Linked DNA regions of Homo sapiens: region 2 is linked to region 1. Evidence: chromatin contacts called from ENCODE Hi-C or POLR2A ChIA-PET data. All regions are on one chromosome and are shown on one strand. Each heading gives the region's core, a stretch centred on a gene start or an enhancer-like site at or near the end of the contact. The rest is flanking DNA. Distances are from core to core; before and after follow the strand shown.

The links. A loop is a pair of places that touch in the nucleus more often than their neighbours do. ChIA-PET counts read pairs that join two places held with the same protein, here RNA polymerase II (POLR2A). Pooled maps may share reads with other maps.
Region 2: a map of PC-9 shows a loop between it and region 1 (17-fold over the local background). The contact joins two enhancer-like sites. A Hi-C loop is called at or near these places in 8 of 168 maps with a recorded cell type or tissue (PC-9, Right ventricle myocardium inferior, cardiac septum and 4 more), 1 of 37 single-sample maps with no recorded cell type and 13 of 50 pooled maps. POLR2A ChIA-PET finds 5 or more read pairs at or near these places in 1 of 52 experiments (activated CD4-positive, alpha-beta T cell).

The regions. Positions count from the first base shown.
Region 1 is chr1:13,479,859-13,483,109 of GRCh38, forward strand. The region is part of intron 1 of LRRC38 (leucine rich repeat containing 38); the gene reads right to left. Among named protein-coding and RNA genes, the nearest start is that of LRRC38, 33 kb to the right of the region's middle. Within about 2 kb of position 1,798, at least 2 of the 41 ENCODE cell types and tissues checked have a DNase peak (open chromatin) inside an H3K27ac peak, as active enhancers do; they include gastrocnemius medialis and psoas muscle, where a contact is called at or near this core.
Region 2 is chr1:13,533,917-13,537,167 of GRCh38, forward strand. No RefSeq gene overlaps it. Among named protein-coding and RNA genes, the nearest start is that of LRRC38, 22 kb to the left of the region's middle. Within about 2 kb of position 1,460, at least 4 of the 41 ENCODE cell types and tissues checked have a DNase peak (open chromatin) inside an H3K27ac peak, as active enhancers do; they include gastrocnemius medialis and psoas muscle, where a contact is called at or near this core.

The sequences.
Region 1 (3,251 bases), core at 548-3,047:
TCCAGGGTCCCCTCTTCTCTCCTGGTAGACCCTTGTTTAAACCAGGGTTTCTCAACTTGGCCATCACTGACATTTGGGACAGGAACATTTTTTTGACATAGGGGCCGTCCTGTGTCCTGTAGGATGTTCAGCAGCATCCCTGGCCTCCACCTACCAGATGCCAGCAACACCTCCCACCCAGTGTGACAATCAAAACTGTCTCCAGTCCGGGAGTGGTGGCTCATGCCTGTAATCCCAGCACTTTGGGAGGCCGAGGCGGGTGGATTACCTGAGGTCAGGAGCTCCAGACCAACCTCGCCAATATGGCGAAACCCCACCTGTACTAAAAGTACAAAAATTAGCTGGGCATGGTGGCGCATGCCTGTAATCCCAGCTACTTGGGAGGCTGAGGCAAGAGAATTGCTTGAACCCCGGAGGTAGAGGCTGCAGTGAGCCGAGACCACGCCATTGCACTCCAGCCTGGGTAATAAGAGCGAAACTCTGTCTAAAAAATAAACAAACTGTCTCCAGACATTGCTACGTGTCCCCTGGGTGGGGAGGACAAAGTCACCTCAGTTGAGGATCACTGCTTTAGAGTGAAATGCTCTACTAAGTATATAGCTATTATGTAGACTTTTAAATTTTTTTGTAAAGACAGGGTCTCGCTCTGTTGCCCAGTGATATGGTTTGGCTGTGTCCTCACCCAAATCTCACCTTGAATTGTAATAATCCCCAGCTGTTAAGGTGGAGATAATTGAATCACGGGGTTGGTAGGTTTCCCCCATACTGTTCTCCTGGTTGTGAATAAGTCTCACTACCATGATGTTTTTAGAAATGGGAGTTCACCTCTACATGCGCTCTTGCCTGCCACCGTGTAAGACGTGAGTTTGCTCCTCCTTCACCTTCCACCATGATTGTGAGGCCTCCCCAGCCATGTGGAACTGTGAGTCCATTAAACCTCTTTCCTTTATAAATTACCCAGTTTCAGGTATGTCTTTATTAGCAGCACGAGAACAGACTAATACACCCAGGCTGGTCTGGAACTGCTGTCCTCAAGCAATCCTCCCACCTCAGCTTCACAAAGCTCTGAGATTAAAGGCGTGAGCCACCAGGCCCAGCCATTAGGTGGCTATTATGGACTAAACATTTAGATCCCCAGAATGTATATGTGGAAGCCCTAGCCCCCAGTGTGATGGTATCTGGAGGTGAGGCCTCTGGGAGGCAGTTAGGGTTAGATGAGATTAGGTAACTAGGGTGTGGCTGTCCTGATGGGATTAGTGTTCTTCCTCCCCACCCCCTCCAACAAGATGGAGTCTCACTCTGGAGGGCAGTGGCGCGATCTCGACTCACCACAACCTCTGCTTCCTGGGTTCAAGCGATTCTCCTGCCTCAGCCTTCCAAGTAGCTGGGATTACAGGTGTGTACCACAATGTCCAGTTAATTTTTTTGTATTTTTAGTAGAGATCTACCTTGGCCTCCCAAAGTGCTGGGACTTCAGATGTGAGACACAGCATCTGGCCAGGGATTAGTGTTCTTATGTTTTTTTTATTTTTTTTTTTTTGTTCTTTTTTTGAGATGGAGTCTCGCTCTGTCGCCCAGGCTGGAGTGCACTGGCATGATCTCGGCTCACTGCAAGCTCTGCCTCCTGGGTTCACGCCATTCTCCTTCCTCAGCCTCCAGAGTAGCTGGGACTACAGGCACCCACCACCACGCCCGGCTAATTTTTTTTGTATTTTTTTAGTAGAGACGGGGTTTCACCGTGTTAGCCAGGATTGTCTCCACCTCCTGACCTTGTGATCCGCCCGCCTTGGCCTCCCAAAGTACTGGGATTACAGGCATGAGTCACCGTGCCCGGCCAATGTGTTCTTAGAAGAAGAGACACCAGAGAGCTCTCCCAATCTGTCTCTGCCTCTCACTTTCTTTCCCTCTCTCTCCCTCTCTCCCTCTCTCCCTCTCTCTCTCTCTCTCTCTCTCTCTCTCTCTCTCTCTGCCATGTGAGGACCCAGAAAGAAGGCGACCATCTGCAAGCCAGGAAGAGAGCCCTCTCCAGAACCCAGCCCTGCTGGCACCCTGATCTCAGACTTCCACCCTCCAGAACTGTGAGGAAATAAATGCCTGCTTGTTAAGCCACCAATCTATGGTGTTTTCTTATGGCAGCCTGAGAAGACTAAGATAGTAACCTTCTAAGACAGGCCTATTTTTAGTCAATAAATAGACATTTAGTTATTAAATGGCTTCCTTTAATTCATGCATTAAGCAAAACAGGTGAGGCTTCATGCTACATGCCATGCAGGATACAAAAGGAAGGAAGGGAAGATGGAAGGAAGGCAGGGAGAGTGGGAGGAAGAGAGAGAGACAGAGAGAGGTGGCCCTGGCCTCTTGGAGCTTAGGTCTTACAGGAGAGGCATAGGGACACAGGCACAAAAGAGGACACTTAAAGGACAAAGTGCAAAGCCTGGCCAGGCACGGTGGCTCACACCTGTAACCCCAGCACTTTGGGAGGCTGAGGCGGGTGGATCGCCTGAATGCAGGAGTTCAAGACCACCCCAGGCAACATGGTGAAACCCTGTCTCTACTAAAAATAACAAAAAAACTAACCAGGTGTGGTGGCGCACGCCTCTACTCCCAGCTACTTGGGAGGCTGAGACAGGAAAATTTCTTGAGCCCCAGAGGCAAACGCTGCAGTGAGCCAAGATTACGCCACTGCAATCCAGCTTGCGCTACCGAATAAGACTCCATCTCGGAAAAAAAAAAAAAAAAGAAAGTGCAACGCCCCACAAGACAGGTCAAGGGCAAGCTCACAGAGGGGGCTTTGGGGGCTGGATCAGCAGGACAGTGGAAGGATGGGCTGGCATGCGGCACATGGAGGTGACCATGGGATCCCTGCAATGTTCCTACCTGACCTTGGAATGTTCTCCTTTTCCTGACCTATCCCGTCAGCTGTCTAAGTTAAGAATAGTGAAGGAAAGCCAATACTTCACAGCACCTGGTGTGTGCCTAGCACACTTCAAGCTTCACAAAACATACTAGCCTTGTTTATTCCTCAGGCCAACCTGATCAGAAGGCCACTCTAAGTATCCCCATCTTATAGCTGACCAAACTGAAGCACAGAGAGGGCAAGTGACTTGCCCGGGGCCATGTAGCAGGGAAATGCCAGAGCTGGGCCTGACCCCAGCTGGTCTGGCTCTGGAGCTTGGCCACTGCATCGTGCCTCCCACTCTCCCAGGCACGAGACCTAGGGCTGCACCAGCCTGGCCCAGCCCCTCCCAACA
Region 2 (3,251 bases), core at 210-2,709, 54 kb after region 1:
TCGCCAAACATGGACTTGGGAATAGATATGGATTTTTATTTTGCTCTTACAATCCTATTCTATTCTATTCTATTCTATTCTATTCTATTCTATTCTATTCTAATTTCTATTCTATTTGAATTTCTACCATACAGATACACAGATATCAATAATCACAAAAGCACAGACAATAGTAAAAGTAGTAAAATGATTAGGACAAGATGGGTTTTGAGTATATATTACCTTTTCTATTTTTTTCCATTCTAATCATTCCTTTTTTTTTTTTTTTTTTTTTTTTTGAGATGGAGTCTTTCTCTGTTACCCAGGCTAGAGTGCATTGTTGTGATCTCAGCTCACTGCAACCTCTGCCTCCAGGGTTCAAGTGATTCTCCTGCCTCAGCCTCCCGAGTAGCTGGGATTACAGGTGCACACCACCATGCCCAGCTAATTTTTTTGTTTTTAGTAGAGACAGGGTTTCGCCATGTTGGCCAGGCTGGTCTCAAACTCCTGACCTCAGGTGATCCACCCACCTTAGCCTCCCAAAGTGCTGGGATTACAGGTGTGAGCCACCATGCCTGGCCTCATTCTAATCATTTTCTTTGTACAATTCAGTATTATTAAGTATATTCACAGTGTTGTGAAACCATCACCACTATTTAGTTCCAGAACTTTTTCATCATCCCAAACAGAAACTGCCTACTCAGTAAGCAGTTATACCCAATCCCTTTTCCTCTGGCAACCACTAATCTGATTTCTGTCTCTATCAATTTGCTTATTGTAGATACTTTGTATAAATAGAATTCTACAATATGTGGCCTTTTGTGTCTGTCTTTTTTCACTGAGCCTAATGTTTCCGAAGTTCATCCATATTGTAGTATGTATCAGTGCTTCATTTCTTTTGTTTTAGAGATAGGGTCTTGCTCTGTTGCCCAGGCTGGAGAGCAATGGTATGATAGTGGCTCACTGCAGCCTCAACAACCTCCTGGCCTCAAGCAATCCTCCTTCCTCAGCATGGGTAGCTGAGACTACTACCACCATGCCCAACTTATTTTTTTTCTTTAATTTTCTGTAGAGACAAGATCTTGCTATGTTGTCCAGGCTGGTCTTGAACTCCAAGCTGGTCTTAAACTCAAGCTATCCTCCTGCCTTGGCCTCCCAAAGTGCTGGGATTATAGTCCTGAGCCACAGTGTCTGACCCCAGTACTTCATTTCTTTTTATAGCTGAATAATATTCCATTGTATGGATAGGCCACATTTTGTTTATCCACCTGCTGCTGGCCGTTTGAGTTGTTTCCACCTTTTGGCTATTGTAAATAGTGCTGCTGTGAACATCCATGATTACTTTCCTTTTTAATATAATTCACTTAGTTGTAAGTTTATATAATTTAATTTTTAATAATAGCTGTGTTTATCAACTGCCTTGCAAAATTCCTGGACATGATTGGCTCGTAGGAGGGGCAGGCGTTGGCCCCAGCACACCCATGGTTGTCACTATCTGTACAGCTCTGGGCAGATGACAAAGCCCAGAATTACGAGTCAGCAGGTCGGTCTTCTGGGGCCAGTGCAGCCTCTAACTCACTTGTCATTTTGAGCAAATCTGTCACCGCTCTTGTCTTCTGTCTTGTTTCTAAAATAAGCCTGTTGGGCTAGATGATGCCTGAAGTTCCTTCCTAGGGAATCTTCTGTCTAATAAGTGGCCGGGCTAGGTCAACAGATGAAATAAGCCCACAGTAACTTACCACCCGGCAGGTCAGAGAATGGTACACTCACTGTTCCTCTGAAGTTGAGGGTTGTTGGTTCCATCCCCAAGACATGTTTCAATTGTCTTCTCACTACGCTTTCTGTCTTCTCTTCCCAACAGTTTTCCTGTCCTCCCCCGCTCCCCCAACTCTTTGGCTGTAAATGCTCGCTTTTCTTTGTACTGGGAATTAAGCCAATCTTTCTCCACTACTGCAAAACCCCATCACAGCAATCCCTATACCTGTCCTGATAGTCCAGAATAAAGCCTGCCTCACCGCTTTAACAATTGTCATGAATGATTTTCTTTAACAGATCCCATCCTATCTCCAGGTGATGGGTTCAGACATGAACACATGTCCTAGCAGTTTACAGGTGGGGCCTTTGATGAACAAGGTAGAGCAGGCCTTGGAGGGGATTGAGTGGCAGAAGGGAAATAGGTGGGGCATGGCAAGCCTAAAATCATTTAAGAAAAGGAATAGATTAAGCAAAATGAGCAAATTGTATGTCTGAAGAACCACGTTAGTCTGTAAGCATTTATTGAGCACCTCCTGTGTGCACACAGAGCCCTTAATCAGCCCTGGACCAAGTACTTCGGAGGAAAGGAAGGTAATGGAAGGTATAATTCTCTTTTATTGTTCTTGTTGTTGTTTTGAGATGGAGTCTCGCTCTGTCGTCCAGGCTGGAGTGCAGTGGCACTACCTCGGCTCACTGCAACCTCCGCCTCTTGGGTTCAAGTGATTCTCCTGCCTCAGGCGCATGCCACCACACCTGGCTAATTTTTGTATTTTAGTAGAGATGGAGTTTTCGCCATGTTGGCCAGGGTGGTCTCGAACTCCTGACCTCAGGTGATCTGCCCACCTTGGCCTCCCAAAAGTGCTGGGATTACAGGCATGAGCCACCGCACCCGGCTGGAAGGTACAATTCTGAGGACCCCAGGGCTCAGTCCCACAAGACTGTCCCCACTCCAGAGGCCAGTTCCATGGGTGTGAGTTCTTGGTTCCAACAGTCCTTCAACTCTAATCCAGACATGGTTGGCTCATCAGGGAAATGCTGTTAATCATCTCTGGTTTTAAAGGGAAGCACTTAGGCAGAGCCACTCAAATCAGATTGGAGACACTGAATTTGGAAACTGTCCAGCGTCTAACAGGAGGCCAGCCGTCTGATTCTTTAGGGAGCGAATGACCTCAGCAGAGGGTGGATGTTATCGCTGGAAAGGATGAGAGGAGGTGAGGGGGAATGCCTCATTGGAAGTGACACCTAATTACCAGTTTCCCATCCTGTTTCCAGGCCCTGCAAAATAGAGTCCTTCTGGGTATCTGGTCTACCTTTCACCTGCAAATGCAAGACATACATACAAAGAGGGTGAATCTGGGCTGTTTCCTCAGCTTAATCACGAGCTCCTGTAAGGGCAGAAAATGACCCTCGCATTGTGACGCTCCATTTCCCCCTCCTGCTTAGTCATTCGGGAGCTGTTGATGGGTGACACTTGCCTTGGAATTGCGGTGACTTTCAATACCCCTAAGTGTAGAATT